Linked DNA regions of Homo sapiens: all the other regions are linked to region 1. A link is a loop called in an ENCODE intact Hi-C map of the cell type or tissue named here. Cell type or tissue: heart left ventricle. All regions are shown on one strand.

The links. Peaks named below come from ENCODE experiments on the same cell type or tissue, not always from the same donor. Only the 100,000 strongest peaks of a DNase experiment are listed, where the experiment ranks them.
Region 2: a loop joins it to region 1, with 2.8 times the contacts of the local background. A loop is called at or near these places in 32 of 110 quality-filtered maps.
Region 3: it touches region 1 in a loop (6-fold over the local background); 109 of 110 quality-filtered maps call a loop at or near these places.

Annotation. Positions count from the first base shown.
Region 1 is chr6:149,922,380-149,930,379 of GRCh38, reverse strand. RAET1G (retinoic acid early transcript 1G) reads left to right here and starts at 7,259. Exons shown (of 5, transcript NM_001001788.4): 1 at 7,259-7,454. The coding sequence starts at 7,370. RefSeq lists a silencer at 3,983-4,062 and enhancers at 3,993-4,527, 4,528-5,063. In heart left ventricle, CTCF peaks have their summits at 770 (motif pointing left) and 3,997 (motif pointing right); DNase peaks (open chromatin) are centred at 4,039, 4,589 and 7,139; H3K4me3 peaks cover 2,982 bases; H3K27ac peaks cover 682 bases; H3K27me3 peaks cover 1,863 bases.
Region 2 is chr6:149,862,085-149,870,084 of GRCh38, reverse strand. LRP11 (LDL receptor related protein 11) reads left to right here and starts at 5,726. Exons shown (of 7, transcript NM_032832.6): 1 at 5,726-6,677. The coding sequence starts at 6,065. It overlaps RAET1E-LRP11 (RAET1E-LRP11 readthrough), which reads left to right. Exons shown (of 15, transcript NR_182438.1): 6 at 200-1,223; 7 at 1,305-1,382; 8 at 4,741-4,869; 9 at 5,088-5,200. RAET1E-AS1 (RAET1E antisense RNA 1) reads right to left here and starts at 6,587. Exons shown (of 2, transcript NR_045126.1): 1 at 5,703-6,587. RefSeq lists an enhancer at 5,415-5,915 and silencers at 5,572-6,021, 6,092-6,151, 6,292-6,401, 6,572-6,721. In heart left ventricle, a CTCF peak has its summit at 4,943; DNase peaks (open chromatin) are centred at 5,704, 6,144 and 6,704; H3K4me3 peaks cover 2,982 bases; H3K27ac peaks cover 2,343 bases.
Region 3 is chr6:149,836,712-149,844,711 of GRCh38, reverse strand. LRP11 (LDL receptor related protein 11) reads left to right here. Exons shown (of 7, transcript NM_032832.6): 3 at 1,588-1,729; 4 at 7,249-7,374. It overlaps RAET1E-LRP11 (RAET1E-LRP11 readthrough), which reads left to right. Exons shown (of 15, transcript NR_182438.1): 11 at 1,588-1,729; 12 at 7,249-7,374. Among named protein-coding and RNA genes, the nearest start is that of RAET1E-AS1, 23 kb to the left of the region's middle. In heart left ventricle, a CTCF peak has its summit at 3,951 (motif pointing left); a DNase peak (open chromatin) is centred at 3,741; H3K27ac peaks cover 483 bases.

The DNA.
Region 1 (8,000 bases):
GGGCTCTTTTTAAATTCCCAATAATTTTTAGGTTAGATTTTTCTGTGAAAAATGACATTGGTATTTTGATAGGGATAGCGTTGGATCTATAAATTGCTTTTGGAAGTATTGCCATTTTGCCTATATCGATTCTCCCAACCCATGAGCATGAAATATTTTTTCCACTTATTTGTGTTGTCTCTGATTTTTTTTCAGCCACGTTTTGTAGTTTTCTTGGAAAGATCTTTCATCTCTTTGGTTAGATTAACTATTAGGCATTTACTTTTCTTTGTTGGTTTTGTAAATGCGATTGTGTTCTTGCTTTCATTCTCAGCTAGAATATTATTGGTGTATAAGAATGCTCTTGATTGTGTACATTGATTTTGTATCCTGAAACTTTACTGAATTGATATGTCAGTTCCAGGAGCCTTCCGACAGGGTCTTTAGGGTTTACTATGTATGGAATCACATCACTGGCAAAGAGACATGTTTGACTTTTTCTTTTCCTATTTGAACGCCTTTTCTTTCCTTCACTTGCCAATGGCTCTGGTTAGGATTTTTCTGTCCTGAGTACACTCTGGTCTCAATCAAATGGGCTGAAGACAGCAATTTCCTGTCCTGTGATCAACAAGTTTATTAAAAGATTCTATGCTGATGGAGCTCTATACCTGTTGTAAGCCAAAATTTCTCCTCTTTGGAAAAACTCTGTGGGCACCCAGGTGACTACACATATTTCCAAATTCTGCCCAGCCTGGAGGTCTCCAACCACGGTACCGCCACCTTCAGGCCTCTGGGGGCTACAGCATCCACTGCAGCTCCCCTTCTGCACCTGGGGTTTTCTTCTGAGCCCATTCACTCCCACAACTCTCATTCATTCAGCCGTTCCCTCAGCCTCCAACCACCACTTAAATTATGTCAGGCTCACCTAGTGCTACACAGAAGAATCATCCTCTGTGGGTCTGAAAAAGACTCTGGATTCCTGGTAAGTGGGTCCTGGGTCCCCCTGGTTGCTGGAGAAAGTGGTGAGGACCCTTCATGGATGGAGAGGTGAGTGAGGTTTGTGTGGGTAAAAGTGCCAGGCTGAGATGGGGAACTAAAGGATGTGACTTGGGTGGTGGCAGTGAATGGTGAGGAGAGGGGTGAAAAATGTCTGGTGAGCCCCTGGGTGCAGGTGAGTGTCTGCAGCAAAGTGCAGGGGAAAGATCAAGGGCAGAGAACCCTGGGGGTGCTGGAGGGCTTGTGTGGTAGAGAGTGTGTGGGAGCAGACTGTGTGGTTGTTGGCGGAAAGTTGACAAGCAACTTCAGCAAAGTCTCAGGATACAAAATAAACATGCAAAAATCACAAGCATTCCTTTACACCAATAATAGACAAACAGAGAGCCAAATCATGAGTGAACTCCCATTCACAATTGCTACAAACAGAATAAAATACCTAGGAATCCAACTTACAAGGGATGTGAAGGACCTCTTCAAGGAGAACTATGAACCACTGCTCAACTAAATAAAAGAGGACACAAACAAATGGAAGAACATTCCATACTCATAGATAGGAAATTGTGAAAATGGCCATACTCCCCAAGGTAATTTATAGATTCAATGCTATCCCCATCAAGCTACCACTGACTTTCTTCACAGAATTGGAAAAACTACTTTAAACTTCATATGGAACCAAAAGAAAGCCTGCAGAGCCAAGACAATCCTAAGCCAAAAGAACAAAGCTGGAGGCATCACTCTACCTGACTTCAAACTATACTACAAGGCTACAGTAACCAAACAGCATGGTACTGGTACCAAAACAGATATATAGACCAATGGAACAGAACAGGGGCCTCAGAAATAACACTACACAACTACAACCATCTGGTCTTTGATCTGACAAAAACAAGCAATGGGGAAAGGATTCCCTATTTAATAAATGGTGCTGAGAAAACTGGCTGGTCATAGGTAGAAAGCTGAAACTGGATCCCTTCCTTATACCTTATACAAAAATTAACTCAAGATGGATTAAAGACTTAAATGTTAGACCTAACACCATAAAAACCCTAGAAGAAAACCTAGGCAATACCATTCAGGACATAGGCATGGGCAAAGACTTCATGACTAAAACACTAAAAGCAATGGCAGTAAAAGGCAAAGTACACAAATGGGATCTGATTAAACTGAAGAGCTTCTGCACAGCAAAAGAAACTATCATCAGAGTGAACAGGCAACCTACAGAATAGGAGAAAATCTTTGCAATCTACCCATCTGACAAAGGGCTAACATCCAGAATCTACAGAGAACTTAAACAAATTTACAAGAAAAAAAAAACAACCCCATCAAAAAGTGGGCAAAGGATATGAACAGACACTTCTCAAAAGAAGACATTTATGCCGCCAACAGACATACGAAAAAATGGTCATCATCACTGGCCATCAGAGAAATGCATATGAAAACCGCAATGAGATACCATCTCACACCAGTTAGAATGGTAATCATTAAAAAGTCAGGAAACAACAGATGCTGGAGAGGATGTGGAGAAAGAGGAACGCTTTCACACTGTTGGTGGGAGTGTAAATTAGTTAAACCATTGTGGAAGACAGTGTGGTGATTCCTCAAGGATCTAGAATTAGAAATACCATTTGACCCAGCAATCCCATTACTGGGTATATACCCAAAGGATTATAAATCATGCTACTGTAAAGACACATGCACATATATGTTTATTGTGGCACTATTCACAATAGCAAAGAGTTGTCCATCAATGATAGACTGGATTAAGAAAATGTGGCACATATACAACACAGACTACTATGCAGCCATAAAAAAGGATGAGTTCATGTCCTTTGCAGGGACATGGATTAAGCTGGAAACGATCATTCTAAGCAAACTATCACAAGGACAGAAAACCAAACACCACATGTTCTCACTCATAGGTGGGAGTTGAACAATGAGAACACATGGACACAGGGCGGGGAACATCACACACTGGGCCCTATTGGGAGGTGAGGGGCTGGGGGAGGGATAGCATTAGGAGAAATACCTAATGTAAATGACGAGTTGATGGGTGCAGCAACCGAACATGGCACAAGTATACCTACGTAACAAACCTGCACGTTGTGCACATGTACCCTAGAACTTAAAGTATAATTTTTAAAAATTATTTAAAAATTAAAAAATAAATAAATAAATAAATTTTAAAAAATAAAATAAAAATCATATATCAGGTAAGGGACTGGTATTCTGAATATATAATATTGCAACAAAATATAATTGCAATTATATATTATATATAATATATAATGTTGCAACTCAACATTATAAAGTGAAATAACCCAATTTAAATATATGCAAGGAATTTGAATAGACATTTCTCCAAAGTAAGACAGGTATACTACACGGTGGTCTCAAAAGAATAGAAAATTTTGGGCAGCAGTTTCAGGTGACTAGCAAAAGGAATCTGTTGAAATATGTGCAGAGGCTCTGGGCTGATAAGATGCTGAAAAACAGCATGTGGACCAAGCTGGCTAAGAATGACTGGACCCAACAAGGCCCTGCATTTGACCTAGGTTTCACCTAGGACCTCATTACATGCTGATTAACATACTAAACACACACCAGCCAGCTCCTGAGCAGTTCTGAGAACACTTATATTTAGTGTAAAAATGCGGGGCACCACAGTTCTGAGAAATCTCTACCTTCTTCCAGGAATTTTCATGAATATTCCACTCCTTGGTTAAAGAAACCCAGAAAGGTGGCAGCCCCAAACTTGCACCTGCTTCTCTCTCGAGTTCCCCTGCACTCCCTTTACTTGACTGTGTACTTTGCCTTTTACAATAAATCTCCGTCCTTTCTCTATTTCCTACTGGTCCTTGAATTAATTTCCCCGGCAATATCAAGAATCTGGACACTGGCTGGAGTCGAGGTCCCACCGGCGTTTGGGGACCTCCCCTTGCCCGCTGGCATCAGAAGAAGAATGCAAATCGCAGTGAGCCCAGGAAAAGGTGTTCAGTGTTCACAGCCCTCAGGGAAATGCCAATCGCACCCACAAGGGGACGCCTCACCCCGCTGAAATGGCTGATCCCAAACACAGTGAGGGTGGAGGGGGTGGGGCCTGTGTTCCTTACTGGGCAGAGAGCAGGAGACGGAGAGTCGGTGGAGTGTGGGGGCTGTGCGCGTGTCCCCCTCTCCCCATTTTCGTGGTGGGGGTTTCTCATTGTTCTCCGGCCCTGTTTCCTTCCTCTCCCTTTCTGCCGCCCTCCCTCCAATCCTTCTTTTCCACCCATCCCAAGGTTTTCTCCGCCTCACGACGTCCATGCTAGGGCCTCCCAGACCAGCGGAGAAACCAGCAGCCCTGGACCGCAAGCGGCGGGGTCAGGGAGGCGACAACGGGAAGCCCCTGCCGGACCCTGGACACTCAGGACCTAGTGCTGCCCGGGCGCCCTCCCGCAGCAGCCCCAGGGCGAGGAGGATGGGGGGGGTCCTCGCAGGGGCCACACTGTCGGAGCCCCACGGATCCGGGCGGGACGGTGAGGCCTCCACACTGAGCCGGTGGCAAAGTCCCCGCGAGGATGAAGGAGGAACCCCGTGCTCCTCACCCCACCAGGCCCCGCATTTCCTGGCTCCTCCTGTCTCAGGAACCGCCTGTCCCTTGCCGCGACCGGCGAGTCCTTCCGGGTCTTCCTGAAACAGTTTCGTCCCGAGGCTCTGGATCTGGAAGCCCAGGGGCATCGTCCGGGAGCGGGGCACCCACTGTGGGTCTCCGCCAGCCAGCACTCAGGCCCGGAGCTCGGGGACAGCGGGCGCCCTGGGAGGAGCACACAGAACCATATCAAGGCTTAGGTCCTGTCGAGCTCTAGAGGGTTTAGCAAATTCAGGTCTGTTTCAGACTGTGTCTCTGGTCATAAGGAACCCCCACGGTGCGTGGTGTGCAGACAGCAGGAGCTCAGGCATGTGCGGTCCTCACATTTGAGTGGGGCAGCAGATTGGTGGCTCCAGATGCTGTGTGTCAAGGAGAAGGAGATTCCATCCACTGGAGAAGAGCAGAGGAACTGGGTGTAACCCCAGGAAGGAGAGGCTGCCAAGGACTGTGTCGACCCAGAGGACAATGCTGGAGTTAATTCCCAGGGAAGGTGCCTGGGTCACAGCCTTTAAGGCAGACGCTGACTGAAAAGACTGTATACAAGTAGGAGGTCAGGTCTCTGGGAACCCTCAGAATACGGCTCAGTCCTGGGGCAATGCCCCTGCCATCCGGCCTCCTGCACACTCCAGATTCTGGCCCTGCCTGGAGCAGAGCTGACTCGGAGACAGGGGTACTGAGCTGCTCCTGGAGTTCCAAGGTCACTGCTGAGCTGGACCAGGAGTGGATGGGGCGGGGCAGGGACAGTCTCATTCAGAGCTTTGGGTACAGCCCTAGGGTGAGAAGAGGCTGAGAGAGAAGGGGAAAAGAGGATATTGCCTGAGTGGCTGGGGGCAGAATGGGACCCAGGGGCTCTGTCCAGTCCTCACCCTAAGCTAAGCCCTTCACAGCTGCCAGGAACCACTGGGACCCTCACCTGTCTCTGGCTTCTGCCACCACTTCCAGATGCCCTCATGATAATTAAGACAAGGATACAATTGGGGTTTCCTTTTGAGGATGGCCGCAGGGACCGTCCAGGGACTGAGCAGAGGTGTGGGTGCAGCCATGGATCCAGGCATCAATGGTTGGCCACAGATGGGTGTACTGCAAAGTGAGCTCCACGCACGCACAGACCCCTCCCTTGCCTCCTGCTCCCATGGGAAACACAATTGATCACATTCCAATTGAGCAACAGTAGGCCACTAGGGCTTTTTTCCCTCAAAAGCTGTACACAGATCTAGTATAGTCTCAAAGACCTCATGCTTCTAGTAGAGAAGCAAAGAAATGTGTGAGCATTTGTCACACAGGGAGATCCGGATACGCTCCATCACTGTGGATCCAGGCCTCAGGGAGCAGGAGGGTGTTCCTTCATGTGGGAAGATGAGGGACACACATGGGAGGGGGTATTTGTGCGCGGCTTGGAAGGATGGCTGGTCCTTGCCCAGGGGGAACAGGCCCAAAGCAAGCGCTGGCAGTTAGTAGCTATGGGGAGCTTTCATTTGAACCTGCTCTGCTGAGTCCCCTGGGCCATCCCCACACCTGGTGGGGCACTGTTCTAAGGGGAGCTCAGGGTCAATCTCTCTGATGTGCTTTCTAAATCAGCAAGGTGCCTCACAGGTTGTGATTTTAGAGACAAGGTTTTCAATGCTTTGCATTAAAATGCAAAGATTTTAATGAGCAGAGTCTTTTTGCCAATCCGAATTGGGCAGATCCCAGCAAGACACATATTTTTAAGATAATTTTTAAAGCTGTTTAATTTTGGTAAAAAAGTAGAACATAAAATTTACTATCTTAACCAATTGTTTAGTGTACAATATCTTCTTTGAAGCTTCTGAAGACCTGGTGCTTCTGTAATAAAATCTAGCCCCGGGCCAGGCGTGGTGGCTCACCCTTGTGATCTCAGCACTTTGAGAGGCCGTGTCGGGCCGATCACTTGAGCCCAGGAGTCCAAAGCCAGCCTGGGCAACATGGTGAAACCCCGTCCCCACTGAAATACAAAACTTAACCGGGCTTGGTGGCGCGCACCTGTGGTCCCAGCTACTTGGGAGGCTGAAGCAGGAGAATCGTTTGAATTCGCGAGGCAGAGGTTGCAGCGAACCCAGATCGCGCCGCTGCACTCCAGCCTGGGCGGCAGAGCGAGACTCTGTCACGAAGAAAAAAAAGAAAAGAAAGAAAAACCAACCAACCAAACAAACAAACCTAGCCCAGGCTATAACCACGTCCACTCGGGATTTGGGATGAGGCCGCGGGGATGGGACTGGGCTTGGATCTGCGCACAGGACGGTGGGTTGGGAGCACTCTGCAACGCAGGGAGAGGGAAGGCGGGTGTCGCAGGTACAGGCGAGGACAGGGAGACCCTGTCGCGGCTGAACACTTCTGTGCATTTTCTTCACCTTTCTGTGCATCGGTATCCACATTGGATTAATACAAAATGAAAAAATTGCGGTGATGATTACATGAGGGGGTCATGGAAAGAAGCCTTTGGCAGGACTGGTCCCGGGCAGGCAGCCAGCAAAGTCTGACTGGCTGAAGCAGGGGGAAGTGCGCGAGCGCTGCAGTAGAAAGTGGGGTAGACTTGGATGAGCAACTTGGCTGAGAGACACCTGATTGGCTAGCGGCTCAGCAAAGGGGGTGTGTTTCCTCCGAGGGGCGGGGCAGAAGGAGTGCTAGAGTTTAGGGCTTACTGGAGTTTAGGGCTGCATTCAGACGGGCTGCATTCAGACAGCCTGCGAGCCGCCAGGTGATCCACGGGCTGGGCTTCGCTTCTGCTGTCCCCTGCGATCCAACTCCCCAATGGCAGCGGCCGCCAGCCCCGCGTTCCTTCTACGCCTCCCGCTTCTGCTCCTGCTGTCCAGCTGGTGCAGGACCGGGCTGGCCGGTGAGTTCGGGGATGGAGCCTAAGCGGGGCGGAGGCCAACCGTGGGGGGCTGTGGACTGTGGGCTTCAGAGGAGGGGAGGCTTCTGGAAGGACCCGTGCGATCACCCCGGACTGCGCCCCCGCTCAGTTTCCCTCCGCGTCTCCTTCCCGCCGGGTCCGTTCCCAGAGGCTACTTATCCTCCGAGGGGAGGAGCTGGTCAGAGAGGAGGCTGGAAAGGAACCCCCGGAGAGTGGAGGGGCCAGAGGGCTGCAGAGGGCGACGTGGAGCGGGGATCCCTAGTGCAGCCCGGCAGTCCCACCCGCCCTCGGGAAGGAGAAACCAGAGCCCCCAGAATCCGAGCTGGGGTCAGGACAGGGGTGAAGTGGGGTTGCACAGGGACACAATCACAGACACTCCCACCAGCCACCAGCCTGCTCTGTTCTCACCCGCTCTCAACCACACAAACCTTCCAGCACCCCCAGGGCTGCGTGCCCTTGAATTTTTCCCTGCACTTTCCTGTAGACACTCACCTGCACCCAGCGGCTCAGCAGACACTTCCCACCCTC
Region 2 (8,000 bases), 60 kb after region 1:
ACTGAATATAAGGAAAACATTCTAATGAATAGTAAGAGTTGCCCAAAGATGGAAGGAGCTTTGGTGTGTGAAGGTGAAACTAGCTCAATTTCCCCCGAGAACTGATGTTTGCCATTTTTTTCCTATTAAAGCTAGAAATGGACCCTGCTTTTCTTAATGCTTAAAACTTACATTTGTCTTATCTGAATTCCTTTTTCAGGAAACCCTCCGACTTCCAGATAATATCGAGGAAGTAAAACTCACATCACCACATCCAGATAACGAGACACCAGACTCCTCTCCTTACTCCTCCATAATTCCTGTTTTCCTAACCAACCATCTGCTTCCCGTTGACCAATTGTTCTTCCTTACCCCTCCTTAATTCCTGTTTTCCTGTGGGTAGCTACACTCCTTCCCCACTATATACACCCCAATTTAAGTTGGTCGAAGATCTGAGACTTATCTCCACTTATCTTTATTTGGCAGCACCAAAGAAAGCCTTCTTCCCCCAAAAATACTTGATCCAGTGATTGGCTTTCTGTGCTGCAAGCAACAGGACCTAAACTGAACCCCTGGTGTTTCAGTAACAAAATATTGCATTCCCTACCTGTGAATTGGGGGTAATACTAGCACATGCTGCGTAATTGTTGTTTTAAGTAAATAAGTGACTGTGCAGAACTCAGAACGGTTCCTGGTAGTCGTAGCACAGTACTTTTTATAAGCGTTTCTTAAATTTAAAATGAAAATTAATGAACATGTTCAAGCAGACATGGGGCATTGCCTGAGTCAACGCAGAAGACAACTTCTCAGGATTTTCCCCAGTTACTACCACGTCCTTCCTCTAAGAACGGCCTCTCTTTCCATCCTCAATGAGGAGAGGGAAGGCCATGTTTGTAGCCCTGTTTGTGCCTCATGGTCTCTGCACACTAACCTCAGTTTAGGGTGGACACAGGACCAAGCTAGACTCATCAGAGTCTCTCTCTTGGTACTGATGGTCACTGTTCTGAGTTTCTGTTCATTGCTGCAGGTGAGGTGAGATAGACTCAGGCTCTGTGCATGGAGGGCAGAAAACTCCAGACTCTGAGAGAAGCATGAATCAGATGTGCAGAGAGAAGTGGAGATCTCAGACTACTTGGTCCCAGAAGAGAGAAGCAGCAACTGGGAGACCAGCTGCTTGACTGCTGAGGGTTCTGCCATGTCTGGTCCAGGCCCTCCCAAGGCCTGGCTGCATTTCCTCCCTGCCTGTGAGTGCATGTGTGTAAACACGGTAGCTATTTTTTCTTTAAACCAATCTAAAATGAGTTTCTGTTGTTTGCAATCCACAGAGATTTAACTAGGATGAACCTAGATCACTGAGCTGCAAGGCAAGAACTCCATGAGAGGAATTCCAGGTAGAAGGCCAAGTAGGTGCTCAGGGGAGAGATTTGAGACCAGAAAGTGTCAGGCAACTCCTGTCTTCACTCCCTCCCTCTCTCAAGGCTATGTATGCACTGTTCTCTATTTCCTCTTTTCACGGTTCCATTTGTCCCCCTCTGCTGAACAGCTTCTCTCTGCTATCATCCCCTTCCATGTCCCCTGGAGCTCACCTGGCTTCCCAGCTACACTTCCCTCCCTGACTCAATTTGTTGAGTCAGTTTGTTGAGTTGATTTGCTGAGTCAGTTTGTTTCTCAATTCTGTTTTTACATTCCTTGGAGAGAGTATCTGATTGGCTGTGCTTGGGCCAGGCATTCATTATTGATTCCATCCCTAGTGAACAGGGGGTGTGGCCACCTGGGGGTTGGGGCTGCCCCTTCCAGGGACGTGAGCAGAGCAGATTCCATGAAAGGGGTATGGAGAAGGAAGAATCTTAGTGCAACAGCCACTCAGCTGGGATGTTGTAGAGGAGATTCAGGCTTCAAGTGGTTTCATGACTTCTAATCTTAGGAAAGGTCCTTCATTTCTGTTGTAATAACAACAACAACTAGCATTTATTGAACTTCTATAATGTGTCAGATGCCCTTCTAAGCACTTCACATGCACTGACTTAACTTATTCGATGCCTGTAAAAGTACTTAGATGGGCAGTAGAGGGGAGGGGAGGGCAACAAAAAACGATGTCACTAGGGTGTTGCTGTAGATTGGATGTTTGTAACCCCCCAAAATTCCTATGTTGAAACCTAATGTGATGATGTTTGCAGTGGAGAATTTGGAAGATGATTAGGGCATGAAGGTGGAGCCCTCATGAATGGGATTAGTGTTCTTATAAAAAAGATCCCAGGCCAGGCACGGTGCCTCATGCCTGAAATCATAGCACTTTGGGAGGCTGAGGCAGCCAGATCATAAGGTCATGAGTTCGAGACCAGCCTGACCAACATGGTGAAACCCAGTCTCTACTAAAAATACAAAAATTAGCCAGGCGTGGTGGTGTGCGCCTGTAATCCCAGCCACTCAGGAGGCTGAGGCAGAAGAATCGTTTGAACCCAGGAGGCAGAGGTTGCAGTAAGCAGAGATTGTGCCTCTGAACTCCAGCCTGGGCAACAGAGCGAGACTTTGTCTCAAAAAAGAAAAGAAAAGAAAAGAAAAAAATCCCAGAGAGCTCCCTAACTCCTCCCACAAGGTGAGGACTCAGTGAGAAGACTGCTGTCTATGAACCAGGAAGTGGGCCCTCACCAGATATCAGCGTCTGCCAGCACCATGATCTTGAACTTCTCAGCCACTAGAATTGTGAGGAATAAATTTCTGTTGTTTAGAAGCCTCCCAGTCTGTGGTATTCTGTTACAGCAGCCCAGCTAAGACACAGGTTATCTCATTCCAACATTCAACAAACTGACCTACGAAGTCCAATCTCAATTTGATCCACTCTTACTCTTAATGATCTATCTTATAAAACAGAAACACATCTTCCTGACATTTTCATCCTCACATAAAAATTCTTCTATCCATTGATAAGGTTTTGATGTTTAGGCTTTTAAAACAAAGATAGTTTATTTCTGAAAAAAACTGAAAAGAGAACTAGAAAAAGAAGATAAATCACAATGCACAGTGCAATGAAACTTCGTTTTTAAAAAATAGCCTTATTAACATATAATTGACTATACCCACTTAAAATACACAATTTGATGAACTTTGATCAATGTATTCACCAGTGAAACCATCACCACAATCAAGGTAATGAACACACCTATCACCTGCAAAAGTTTTCATGTGCTTCTCTGTAATCCCTTCCCTTCCTACTCAAACTCATGCCTCTTGTCACAAGGTTTCTCCACTCTGGCTGTTGGGAACGAACTATTGCCTGGCCAATGCAAGCTCAGAAGTTTTTCTGCCAGCTTTTTTCTAGTGGTTGCCTCTCTGTCTTGGGAAGTTTCCTCACATGCATGTACCTGGTCGAACTTCTGCTGAAGACTCAGAGGAACCCTGCACAGATCTCCAGAGCTCCCTCCTTCCGTTGCACTCTCTCCTCTCTGGTACTCTAGCCACCCTGGCCTCCCTGAATTCTCAGCTCTATTTTCCAACTCAGAGTCTCTTTTGGTTCGCCTGTCTGCATTGCGGCTTGGAAACCCTCTCCAGGCAGTAAGCTGGAGCAAGCAGCATGTTCACTTCCTTTGTCTCCCTTCTCTTGGGCCCTGCATTGCCTGTTGCCCAATGTCTGAAAACCATTGTTCCATACATTTTTTTCACAGATTTTTCATTTCAGGTCACAGAGTAAGTCCAGTCCTTGTTGCTCCCTCCTGGCTGAAGCAGATGTCAACACTTATTTTTAAAAAATAGAAAATCATTTACAACAAGCTCATTGCAAAAAAAAAATTCAACAAAGTCTTATAAATTATAAAAGTCAGTATTTCCCCTTCAGTACTTGCAACTCACAGCCCAGAAATAACCACTGCTCACGGTAAACACAACATTAAATAATTTCCACTTCTCCCAAAAAGACCTATTGTAAAGTTGCAGATGCAGGAAAATCTTTGATGGTGCTGGAGGGATTTAGAAATGAATGCCCCTGAGAAATGCTGTCCTCTCCCCTGTCCACTTCCCTACCACGGAACATGTGAGCTAGGGCTCACTCTATACTGACTTCTCTTTCACGGTCCCAAAGGCAGGAGTGAGGTGGTCAAAGTCTCTGTGAAGGCACATAAAATCATGTATGTGAAAGTGTTTGGCAAACTTTGAAATCATGTACAATTCTTAGTTAATATTATATATTATCATGTTATTTTTAATATTAATAACTTATATAACAACTAGTCCTTGGAGGGTTTGATGATACCCTCAGTCAGCATTTTCATCACTAGTGAAAGTTTCTCCTCATAACAATCCTGCTCAAGCTCTCCAAGGTCTATGGCAAAAAATAAAAATAAAAAATAAAAAGCATTATGTTGCTTCAAGGTCATCTTACAATGACTGCAGTTGTGTGGGATGAGTATGCCATATGAGGAAGAATCTCCAGGCCGAAGTGGTACAGTCCAGACACAGCCTTTAGAGCTAAGAGGCCATTTCTTTTAGCCTCAAAAATCACTCAAATATACCCCTGCAAAAACTTTATAATTTCTCCCTTTGATGGAATGGCAAGTAACATTGAGCTTTTTTCTTTCTTTTCTATTGCTACCTTTTAATTTTACCTCCTACTCTGATCTGGATCTGCAAGCAATGGGTTCCTAAATGTCAACTCTGGAGATAATAAACACATAGCAGAGACTGATATTTTCCCACCAATTATTTATTCTTTCAATCCTAAAAAATACAGACACTTAACAGTGTTCTATTTACAATGTGCGCATCCAGGCAAAAATTTCCGGACAGGCTAAAAAGCAAGAAAATGCGATCCACAATCAGGAGAAAAATGAATCAACAGAAACTGATTCAGAAACAAACAAGATGCAGATGCTGCTCACAGAAGTCTAGAACGCCAAGGTGAAGCCCCCACTGGGTTGGACATTTTCTTATTCCTTATGTCATTTAAAGCACAACTCCCGAGATTTTACGTGATATAACCGCTAGAGGCCTCTCTGTCACAGGCTGTATTACTCCCAGGTCCCCATGTTGGCTGTGTTCAGATTTTTTGTTATATTTGTGGAAATCTGAGTGCATGTGACGACTGCTATTTATGGGTTTTGTTTTTATTTTTAAAGACAGGGTCTTGTTCTGTCCCCCAGGCTGGAGTACAGTGGTGTGATCACAGCTCATTGCAGTCTCGAACTCCTGGGTCCAAGCCATCCTCCCAACTCAGCCTCAGGACTTACAGGCGAGTACCACCTCACCAGGCTTGATTTTTGTGTTTTTAAACAGACTGAACATCTTTCAGTACTTCCCATCCCCACCCCTCCCGGCCCTGACTCCGCCACCCCAACCCCGCCCCACTTTGTACTACCCAAGCACATCTTGGGAACATGATGCGGAAAGTCAGGGACGCTGGAGGTGAAGGACTGATGACGCGCTACGGTGGTCCTAGGTGCGCGTGCCCCCTCTCTGGAGTAGTCCCGGGGGTCACGAGGATTTGAAGACAGGCCCTCCCTTCCCACTGCCCCCATTCCCCCGAATGCCAAGCCCCTGTGGGCAGGCGCCCTGGGCAGGTGTGGTTGGTTGCTAAAGCCTGCTGGGCCCAGACATGAACCCTGCCCTAGCTGGGCAGCGGCGCGGGAGCAAAGTTGTTCTGAGGCTGCCCTCCCCGGGGCCTGCTCTCCCAGCCCTGGAGGAGCCGGCGCGAGACGCGCGGGGGCGGGGCCGCGCGGGGGGGCGGGGCTCACCAAGGCTCCACCCCGCCGCGGCCACTGTTCGCACACACCTGGTGCTGATCAACGCCGAGGCCGACTCGTCGCCACCCAGCGCGCCGCAGGCCGGGGCGGAGAGGCGCAGGGCGCTGGGCAGTCTCCGGCGAGGGCAAGGAGCGGTGCCCGGCTGGGCCGGCTATGTCTCCCGCTACTGCGGTTCCCGCCGGCGCCCGCGACCTCGGGGGAGCAGCCGGGTTCGGGGGCGCCGCGCTGTGAGGCCGGGGCCTAGAGCCAGCCGCGGCCGCGCAGGAGGGGCCCAGGGCCCGCGCTCGCCCGCGTCCCCGCCTTCCTCCCGCGCTCAGCCCCGCCTCGGCTCGCTGCCCTTGGCTCTCGTCGCCATGGCCTCCGTCGCCCAGGAGAGCGCGGGCTCGCAGCGCCGGCTACCGCCGCGTCACGGGGCGCTGCGCGGGCTGCTACTGCTCTGCCTGTGGCTGCCAAGCGGCCGTGCGGCCTTGCCGCCCGCGGCGCCGCTGTCCGAACTGCACGCGCAGCTGTCGGGCGTGGAGCAGCTGCTGGAGGAGTTCCGCCGGCAACTGCAGCAGGAGCGGCCTCAGGAGGAGCTGGAGCTGGAGCTGCGCGCGGGCGGCGGCCCCCAGGAGGACTGCCCGGGCCCGGGCAGCGGCGGCTACAGCGCAATGCCTGACGCCATCATCCGCACCAAGGACTCCCTGGCGGCGGGTGCCAGCTTCCTGCGGGCGCCGGCGGCCGTGCGGGGCTGGCGGCAATGCGTGGCGGCCTGCTGCTCCGAGCCGCGCTGCTCCGTGGCCGTGGTGGAGCTGCCCCGGCGCCCCGCGCCCCCGGCAGCCGTGCTCGGCTGCTACCTCTTCAACTGCACGGCGCGCGGCCGCAACGTCTGCAAGTTCGCGCTGCACAGCGGCTACAGCAGCTACAGCCTCAGCCGCGCGCCGGACGGCGCCGCCCTGGCCACCGCGCGCGCCTCGCCCCGGCAGGGTAAGCGCGCGACTGAGGGGCCGGCCTTGGCCAGAGCGCTCGAGACCCGCAGCGCCCTCGCCAAGTTGGAAGCGAAACACACTCGTGCCAAGTTATTTTAGCCGCGGGCACCCAGAAGAGTTTCTGGCATGGGTTTCTCTGTCTTAGGGAAGAGGAAGCCCAGTAGTTTGGCAGAAGCGGGCGGGCGGGCGCGGTGACGTGCTACTGGAATTTTTCTAGGCTTGAAGAGAAAGGCTGATCTGAGAGGATTCGTGGAAATATGACTTAAAAGGGGAGAAATGCTGAGAGAAAAAAGTTTGTTTTAGTCTCATGGGTTGTATAAGGCATGGTTTGTGTTAAGTAATTGCAAGAGCAAAATCTAATTAGATGCCGGGCTTCTCGTAACACCCACTCCTTTTTCTTGACGTGGCTCTCCTGACTTTGCCTGCGGTGGCTTTCATCATACAAAAATGGGAGGAAAACTTCTGGTCCCTTTTATAAAAAGTGAAAAGAGGGGACTTGATTTTCGTTGAAAATAAGAAACTTTAAGGCCGGGCGTGGTGGCTTATGCCTGTAATCCCAGCACTTTGGGAGGCCGAGGAGGGCGGATCACCTGAGGTCAGGAGTTTGAGACCTGCCTGACCAATGTGATGAAACCCCATCTCTACTAAAAATACAAAAATTAGCCAGAGCTGGTGGCATGCGCCTGTAATCCCAGCTATTCGGGAGGCTGAGGCAGGAGAATCGCTTGAACCTAGGAGGCGGAGGTTGCAGTGAGCCGAGATCGCGCCATTGCACTCCAGCCTGGGCAACAAGAGCGAAACTCCATCTTAAAAAAAAAAAAAAAAAAAGGAAAAGAAAATAGGAAACTTTAAAGCGTGTTTCTTAAGGACTAAAAATGATGCTGATTCGACGGTTTGACTTTTTGTAGATGCTCTGAATGAGAGAATCAGGACACATACAGGAGGCACAAAAATGGTAGTGGTTGGACATGAATGTCACGGAGGGAATAAGAGACCTTGATTGTGCCCACGTGTGGTCAGGCTCCGTGTGTTTAATCATGCCCTGTTGCTGTTTGATTTATAATAGCACGAATGATATCAGCAAGATGGGGGCGGAGCTCAGCCCCTTTGGAAGTGTGGATTCTCCAAAACCTGTGGATCCATTGAAAGAGTCTGGAAATCTGTGTCCATCACATCCTGCCTCCCTCCCCACCTCTACCTTAGATGAGGCTCAGAATCCTTGTCAGGGGAGCAGATATCAAAGGGTCACCCTGCGACTGCTTGGCCTTGAGGCAAACACTGGGAAGGACTCCATAGCTTTCCTTCTGAAGTGGAGGCAGGC
Region 3 (8,000 bases), 86 kb after region 1:
TCCAAAGTCCATTATTAACGCATCAATGTAATAGAATGTCAAATGGTCAGCATTCTGCAGAGGACAATATCCAGACTAGTTCATTTAAGCAGAAAGGAATTTTTTTAAATAGAATATTAAATAGGTAATAGAATCATTAGGAGAGCTGGAAAAACAGTCTTCAGGCTGACTGTCCAGCAGTGACTCCCAAAATCCTACCACAGAGCTGAGCTTCAGAAGCTGTTGTTCCAGCATGCTCAGCAAGCTGCCTGTGAATGTTGGGAGAGCAGAGGGCAAGCATGGAGCCCTGGGTTAGGGAGTGATCAGAACTGAAGCCCAGGAGGGCTTCTGCAATGAATGACTGGGGGAACTTGGATAGAAAAGGAGGCCAAGGAAGCAGGGGTTTTCAAACAGCCAAAGTGGCCAGCATGGCCAGATACAGTAAGAGGGCCAGTTAAACATGGATTTTTTTTTTTTTTTTTGAGATGGAGTCTTGCTCTGTCAGCAGATTGGAATGCAGTGGGTGATCTTGGCACACTACAACCTCTGTCTCCCAGTTTTAAGCGATTCTCCTGCCTCAGCCTCCCGAGTACCTGGGACTACAGGCGCACGCCACCATGCCCAGCTGATTTTTGTATTTTTAGTAGAGATGGGGTCTCACCATGTTGGCCAAGATGGTCTCCATCTCCTGACCTCATCATCCGCCCGCCTTGGCCTCCCAAAGTGCTGGGATTACAGGCATGAGCCACCGTGCCCAACCAAGCATGGATTTTTTAAAAATAGTATTGTTGGTCTTGACACCTAGGAGACTTTTGCTAGGTCAGTTAGTGAGTTTTGCCAGCACTGTTTCAGGGGGATGGTGGGGAAAGCAGCTACATTGGGTGGGCGAAGACTAAATGGGAAGTGAGCAAACAGAAACAGCAAGCACGGCACAGCCAGGCCTTTCAGGGAGCCAAGTGGAGATGGGAAGGAAGCGGGGCTGTGGCTGGTGAGCCCTTAGAGCTCAGGGAATTTTTTTTATTTGTTGTTTTGTTTGTTTCTTAGGATGAGAGAAACTTGAGCATAGTAATAGCAGAGCCATTTGAAAGAGAAATGAGTCGATGTGTCAGTGTTCTAAAGGTCCTAGAAAGAAAGGGGGCAAGGACTAGAAGGAGGGGTTGGCCTGGAACACAGGAGGGACAGCTTCTCCCTGCTGGCTGTCAGAAGGAAGTGACAGTGGGTACAGGTAGGGTACCAGGAGGAGGTGGGTGGTGGAGCCCTAGTCATGGTCCTGATTTTCTCCCTGAAGCTGATGAGTCCCCCTGCTGAGACGGCAGGGCCTGGATCCTGAGCGTGAGGCTGGGGATGAGGTGCAGGTTTGGAGCAGCAACTGCTGCAGACAAGTGAAGGGATTGTCAGTCAAGGCCTTGGCCACCTAAATAAACTAGAACTTATGAGTTCAAGGTGGGCCAGCTGCCAACAGTGTGTGATGTAGTTCAGCAGCCTCGGGCCGGAGTGCAGAGGCAGGTCCTGGGGCTGCTCTGAGGACATGGACTTTCGGTTGAGGATGGTGTTGGGCTCGGAGCTCAAGTCTGCTGCTCGACGTGATGTGTCCCATCTGTGTGGCAGGTGCCTCAATCAGGAACCCTGAAGCTGTCCCACCTACAGGAGGGAACCTACACCTTCCAGCTGACCGTGACGGACACTGCCGGGCAGAGAAGCTCTGACAACGTGTCAGTGACAGTGCTTCGCGCAGCCTACTCCACAGGAGGTGAGAAGAAAGTCCTTCCCTCGCTTCCCACTGCTTGTGGAAGGCAATGTCGGGTTGGCGCTTTGTCCTCTGGCTCTGCGCTCCATGGGCTCTTCCATTTTATTTTTGGTTATTGCTGAATGAGAGAGTCTTTGCTAAAAACACAATAACAAAAGCAGGCTCTCTTCTGTTTTGGGCTTAGCCGATGCTACTGGGTTGGGGTGGAGGAAGCACTCCAGGGGATGAGAAGAGATGCTCCCGCTTCTCTTGACTCGACTTCATCAAAGACAATTGCTTGGCTATTCTGGGAGAGGACTTTGTTTACAGATGGATGGTCCATTTGCTGCATCTGTTCCAAGAGGGAAGCTAAGGAGTTTAGTGAAACCAGTTGAACTCGTGGAAGCAGAGAGTGGAATGGCGGTTACTGGAGGCTGTGCGGGGGACGGACTGGGAAAGGAGAGACGCTGGTCAAAGGGTACAAAGTGTCACTGAGACCGGAGGAACAGGTTCTGGTGATCTGTTGCACAGCATGGTGACTATAGTTAATGATAATGTATTGTCTGTTTCAAAATTGCTAAAACAGTAGGTTTTAAATGTTGTCATCACAAAAAGATTACAAGTAGGGGAGATGATAGATATGTCAGTTAGCTTGATGTAATCATTCCACAATGCAAACATATATCAAAACATCACATTGTGCCTCATAAATATATACTCTCCTCTTTTGTCAATTAAAAATACATATTAAAAAAACAAGGAAAAGGCATACCACAGGATTGAAGAAAGACTTGGCTCTTGGGTGTAATCAATTGCTGATATAATAAGTCACTTCAAAAATTTTAGAAAGAGAAAAAGAGTGCAGCTAAGGAGTACGGTTAAAATTAATTGAAATACGCAAAGGACCCATCAATTTGAAAGTGCTACCTACACATTTTCATAGACACTTTACGCAGATGCAGTTATATTAATAATATAACTTTAAATACATATGATGGTTCTCACATTCTGTTGTACAATGTAACAATGTAAAACTTATTTCATTCATCTATGTTTCTTACTTTTCTAAACATCTACATTTTTTTTTTGAGAGGGAGTTTTGCTCTTGTTGCCTAGGCTGGAGTGGGAGTGCAGTGGTGCAGTCTCGGCTCACTGCAGCCTCTGCCTCCTGGGTTCAAGTGATTCTCCTGCCTCAGCCTCCCAAGTAGCTGGGACTACAGGTGTGCACCACCACGCCCTGCTAATTTTGTATTTTTAGTAGAGACAGGGTTTCACCATGTTGGCCAACCTGGTCTCGAATTCCTGACCTCAGGTGATCCACCCGCCTCAGCCTCCCGAAGCACTTAGACTACAGGCGTGAACCACCGCGCCCAGCCCAACGTCTACATGTCTAAGAAAGATTAGGTCATCAAATTTTTTAAAATATCCATTGCATGGAACTTAGCGACACTAAAGATATTGTAGTATTGTAGAGGGAACCCCTCACCACACACACAATTCACTTCTGGAGAGGTGCTAAGGTCTTGTACATTTAAATATCCTGTTACTCGGTCATCGTGTATTTTCTTAGTGTATGCAGTGTGCAGGGTCCTTGCCAGGCACTGGGGATAGAGTGGTGCACTGGTGGTCCCTGACTCTGGTAAACTTGCAGTAAGTCTGTGACATTTTTGAATTCTCAGTATTCAATACTCAGGATCCAGATGGTAATTAAGCCAGCAGAGTGCAGAATGAGGATAAAAGAGTTGGAACAGGACTGTGATTTACTTGTACTATATTGGATCTAGCCTTCTATCAAAAACTGAGGTTAGTATGCATACTGGAAATGAAATTTTCTAAGGAGTTAGAGATTTTAGGATCCTAAGGACTTGTCAACTTTGATAATTTTCATAGGCGGCATTAAAAATTTGTTTGGCTGATGACAACCTGTCCAGCCAGGGGTTAAGCTTACTGTAAGGAAGCAGGGTAACCATTCACAGACAGGACAGGCACCAAACTCCAGCCCGTGCCAGCACTGTGAGGTCACCAGTGATAGCGAGTAAACAGTCTGTCCAGCTCAGCCCGGATTCCATCAGCCCTGCTAATTCATTGCAGCTGGACAGGAGAGCCAGCCAGCTACTCAAAACATTGTTGAGTCCCTTTGCTGGGCAGCTACTCAAAACATCATTGGTCCCTTGGCCACCAGGACCAGTGGAGACATGACATTGTCTCCAGCAGGGATGGCTCACTTCTGTAGATCTGGGCGCCCTCTAGAGGGCTTTCCCCCTGGGTACCGGGACTCACCTGGACAGGGTCTGAGTCAAGTGCTGACTCTGGGAGGAAGGGACTCTTGGGAAAAAGACACAGATACCCTGTCATCCCCACAGAAATCAGAAAAGGATTGCTCTTGTACAGCTGAAGTGCCTGGGAGGGAGGAAGGGCCTGCACTGATATGAGCAGATGGCCAGCACCTCACCGGCCACTTGTTTGTCCTGGTTTATTTCCTCAGGCAGCTTTCCGGGCTCCAGAGGTAAATTGCCAGCTGTAAATTTCTGGCCCTTCTCCAAGATGATAATAAACTGTATTTGAAGTAGCAGAGAGTGGTGTGTGAATCATTTTTGATTACTCAGTGGCCGCTTGAGTATAGGTCTTGTGTGGGTAACTTTATATGGAAAATAAAAAGGAATTGGTGAAGTACTAACTGCTGTCTAGAATCACTTAGTGGTTATATTGGAATAACATGCTATGAATTAAAGTTAATAAAACACCACAGAGAGACATTGGAAAATAGAGGTAGAAGAGACAAGTGTTTCCCTCCCCTGCATTGTATGTATTGGTCTTGCAATGAATGACCCAGATGTTATGGTAACCAAGGGTGACACTAGCTGAGGTAGACAGATGAGCAGGTACCCTGCTTATATGATCATAACTTGGTTCAATTTTTAATAAGTTGACATTTTGAACATTTTTCATGCTTAGAAAAATGATCAAACAGCAAGCCAGCAAGCTCTTCCAACATGATCTAACTCAGCAGTCTCCAAACAGGATGCCCCTGAGTTGTTCAAGACATTTTTAGGGTGAGAAAGAAGACAGCAGAGTTTATATTTTTGCTGATTTTTAATTTTTTTCCTTAAAATTTGAGTATATTTTATAAGATACACCCCATGTTAGTACAGTAGTATGCACGTATTATTTATAAATAAACCGGACTAGCCGGATGTGGTGGGACACGCCTGTAATCCCAGCTACTCAGGAGGCTGAGACATGAGAGTCAGTTGAGCCTGGGAGCTGGAGGCTGCAGTGAGCTGAGATTGTGCCACCGCACTCCAGCCTGGGCGACACAGCGAGACTCCGTCTCAAATAAATAGATAAATAAATAAACTGGAGATGCCTGTTCAACAATATATTATTGATCAGGATGCATGATCAAAAAAGTTTGGAGGCTGCTAATCCAAAAATAGATAGAAAATTTACAAATATGGATCCATCTCCAAAATCACCAAAGAATAAATAAAACCTTGAGATATCTGGGATTTTCATGCCATGAATTTAAGAAACCTGACGAGGAACTGTATCCTGCTTGATATCCAGCGTGTCCCCCACCTCCGCTCCCTGCTTCTTCCCAGTGGCCGGAGCTGACTCTCCTTCAGGCCCATGTTCTCAGTCATAACTGCAGGCTCTTTGCTTCCTCTTCTTCCGCAGGAGCTTCTATCACCATTTATTTTCTTTAACTTCTCTTCCTCCTGGATCAATATATCTTCAAATTGCCTCACACCAAGATAGACTCCTTTTCCAACCTCTTGATTTAACCACGTTTCAATAAAAGATGTGTCCAAGGCCGGGCGCAGTGGCTTACACCTGTAATCTCAGCACTTTGGGAGGCTGAGGCAGGAGGATTGCTTGAGTCCAGTAGTTCAAGACCAGCCTGGGCAACATAGTGACACCCTGTATCTACAAAAAAAAAAAAAACAAAAAAAAACCAAGTGTATGTCCAAGATTTCACTTGGGTTTGTGAACTGTGCTCAGCCATTTGGTTTTGAAGGAATATCATATAATCTGCCACTTCCCCATGTTCCTGAGAGAATTGTCTAGTCCACTCTGTCCCTGTAAAACCGTGGAGCTCCTGTGACCTGCTTCTAGCCTTGTGCCTTAGTCCATGTTGCCAGTACCAGATAGTCACCCGGTTCTCCTCTAGCTAAGTCTAATAAAGTTGGCTTAATCAAGGGAGAGGGAAAATGCATTTCAGGAAAATATTTGTAGCTCCTATGAATTGCACTGCAAATTAAAAGCTCCTAAGAACTCCAGAAGGGAGAAATGTCGTTATTTCTTTCTTTTTTTTTTTTTTTGAGACAGAGTCTCCCTCTGTCGCCCAGGCTGGAGTGCAGTGTCACAATCTTGGCTCACTGCAACCTCTGCCTCCCAGACTCAAGTGATTCTCCTGTCTCAGCCTCCCGAGTACCTGGGACTACAGGTGCATGCCACCAAGCCCGGCTAATTTTTTGTATTTTTAGTAGAGACGGGGTTTCACCGTGTTAGCCAGGATGGTCTCGATCTCCTGACCTTGTGATCCACCCGCCTTAGCTTCCCAAAGTGCTGGGATTACAGGTGTGAGCCACCACGCCTGGCCAATGTCATTATTTCATGAAACTAAATTCATGCCAGCCCATAACTAAATTTTGTTTATTCTCTACAGTACCAGGGACGTTATGATAATCAACAAATAGGATTCAATAGTAAAAACTTAATCTCAGTGAAAAGTATTACTTAGGAGACAAGAATGTAAGACATAGCATATGTAAAATAGTACCTCTGGGCCAGGCACGGTGGCTAACACCTGTAATCCCAGCACTTTGGGAGGCCGAGGCAGGTGGATCAGTTGAGGTCAGGAGTTCGAGACCAGCCTGGCCAACAAGGTGAAATCCCATCTCTACCAAAAAACACAAAAATTAACCGGGTGTGGTGGTGCATGTCTGTAGTCCCAGCTACTCCAGAGGCTGAGGCAAGAGAATCTCTTGAACCCGGGAGGCGGAGGTTGCAGTGAGCCAAGATTGTGCCACTGCACTTCAGCCTGGGCGACAGAGTGAGACCTTGTCTTAAGTAAGTAAATAAATAAATAAATGGTATCTCTGTTAAAACATAGCCAACTGCCATCCAGGGGATGGGATGGTATTAGGTGCCCTCCTGCAGAGCAATCGACAGCCAGAAGAAGAGGTTCCAACAATGGTTTCTATGAATGAATGAATGAAGAGGGAGACAGCTGAGGCGGGGAATCAAGGGTGGAGAGAGACCTGGGCTGTTGCTTCTGTGTGCCACCTCCTGGCAAGGCAAGCATGGAGAACAGCCCTCAGACCAAGAGCCCCTGAGGAGTCTGAAGAATTAAGTCGGGAGGCTCAAAAAGAGCCCTCCAACCTCTCCAGAACCTGTTGCTGGAATTGTTAGGTTTGCCTCATTATTTGCATCTCTTCCCCGAAGTGCATTTTATCATCCCCACGGACTCCCCTTTGTCATCCCCATCTTGAGAGTCTGAACTTCTGCACTCGTGTGACTTGAGATTTGTTTACAAATAGGATGTTTGCACACTTGCTCACGCTACCACTTCTTCTGTGACGATGGCTGCTGCATTGACATCACGCTCGCCTGCGATGGAGTGCAGCAGTGTCCTGATGGGTCTGATGAAGACTTCTGCCAGAATCGTGAGTTGGCTATGTCACATTGCTAGGCAGTGGCTGGAAGGGATGGAGTTGGGAGGTCTGTGTTCTGAGAATGAAATGCAAACACAGTGTCCTTCCCCTGCTTGATTTTAGTTATAACTTTACATGTAAAAGCTATGCCTTAAATGAGAATTCAATATGTCTCTAGTCTAAGTCTCAAATGTCAAATTTTTAGTATTGCTTATGTTTTTAATTTTTTTCAATTTTCCAGGTTCTTTCTATCCTAAAAATGCTGCATGTCATGTGCTTTCTTAAAAACTGCAGTGATTTGATGCTTTGTTTTGATAATTTTTTAAAGAAAATTTGCGATACACCAGGGTGTGGCTAAGTCAGAGCTGTAAATCAGTCTTATAATATCATACACATAGAAACACCCTGTAAGAAAGAAGAAAAACTGAAGAAAATGTAATGAAGTATGGATTTGAGGAAGGACGAAGAGTCTCAAAACCTTAAGTTTACGTTTAGTCTTTGTCCATTTCTTTTTTCTTTTCTTTCTTTTTTTTATGAGACCAGTTCTCACTCTGTCACCCAGGCTGGAGTGCAGTGGCATAATCATGGCTCACTGCAGCCTCGACTTCCCCAGCCTTAGGTGTTTCTCCCACCTCAGC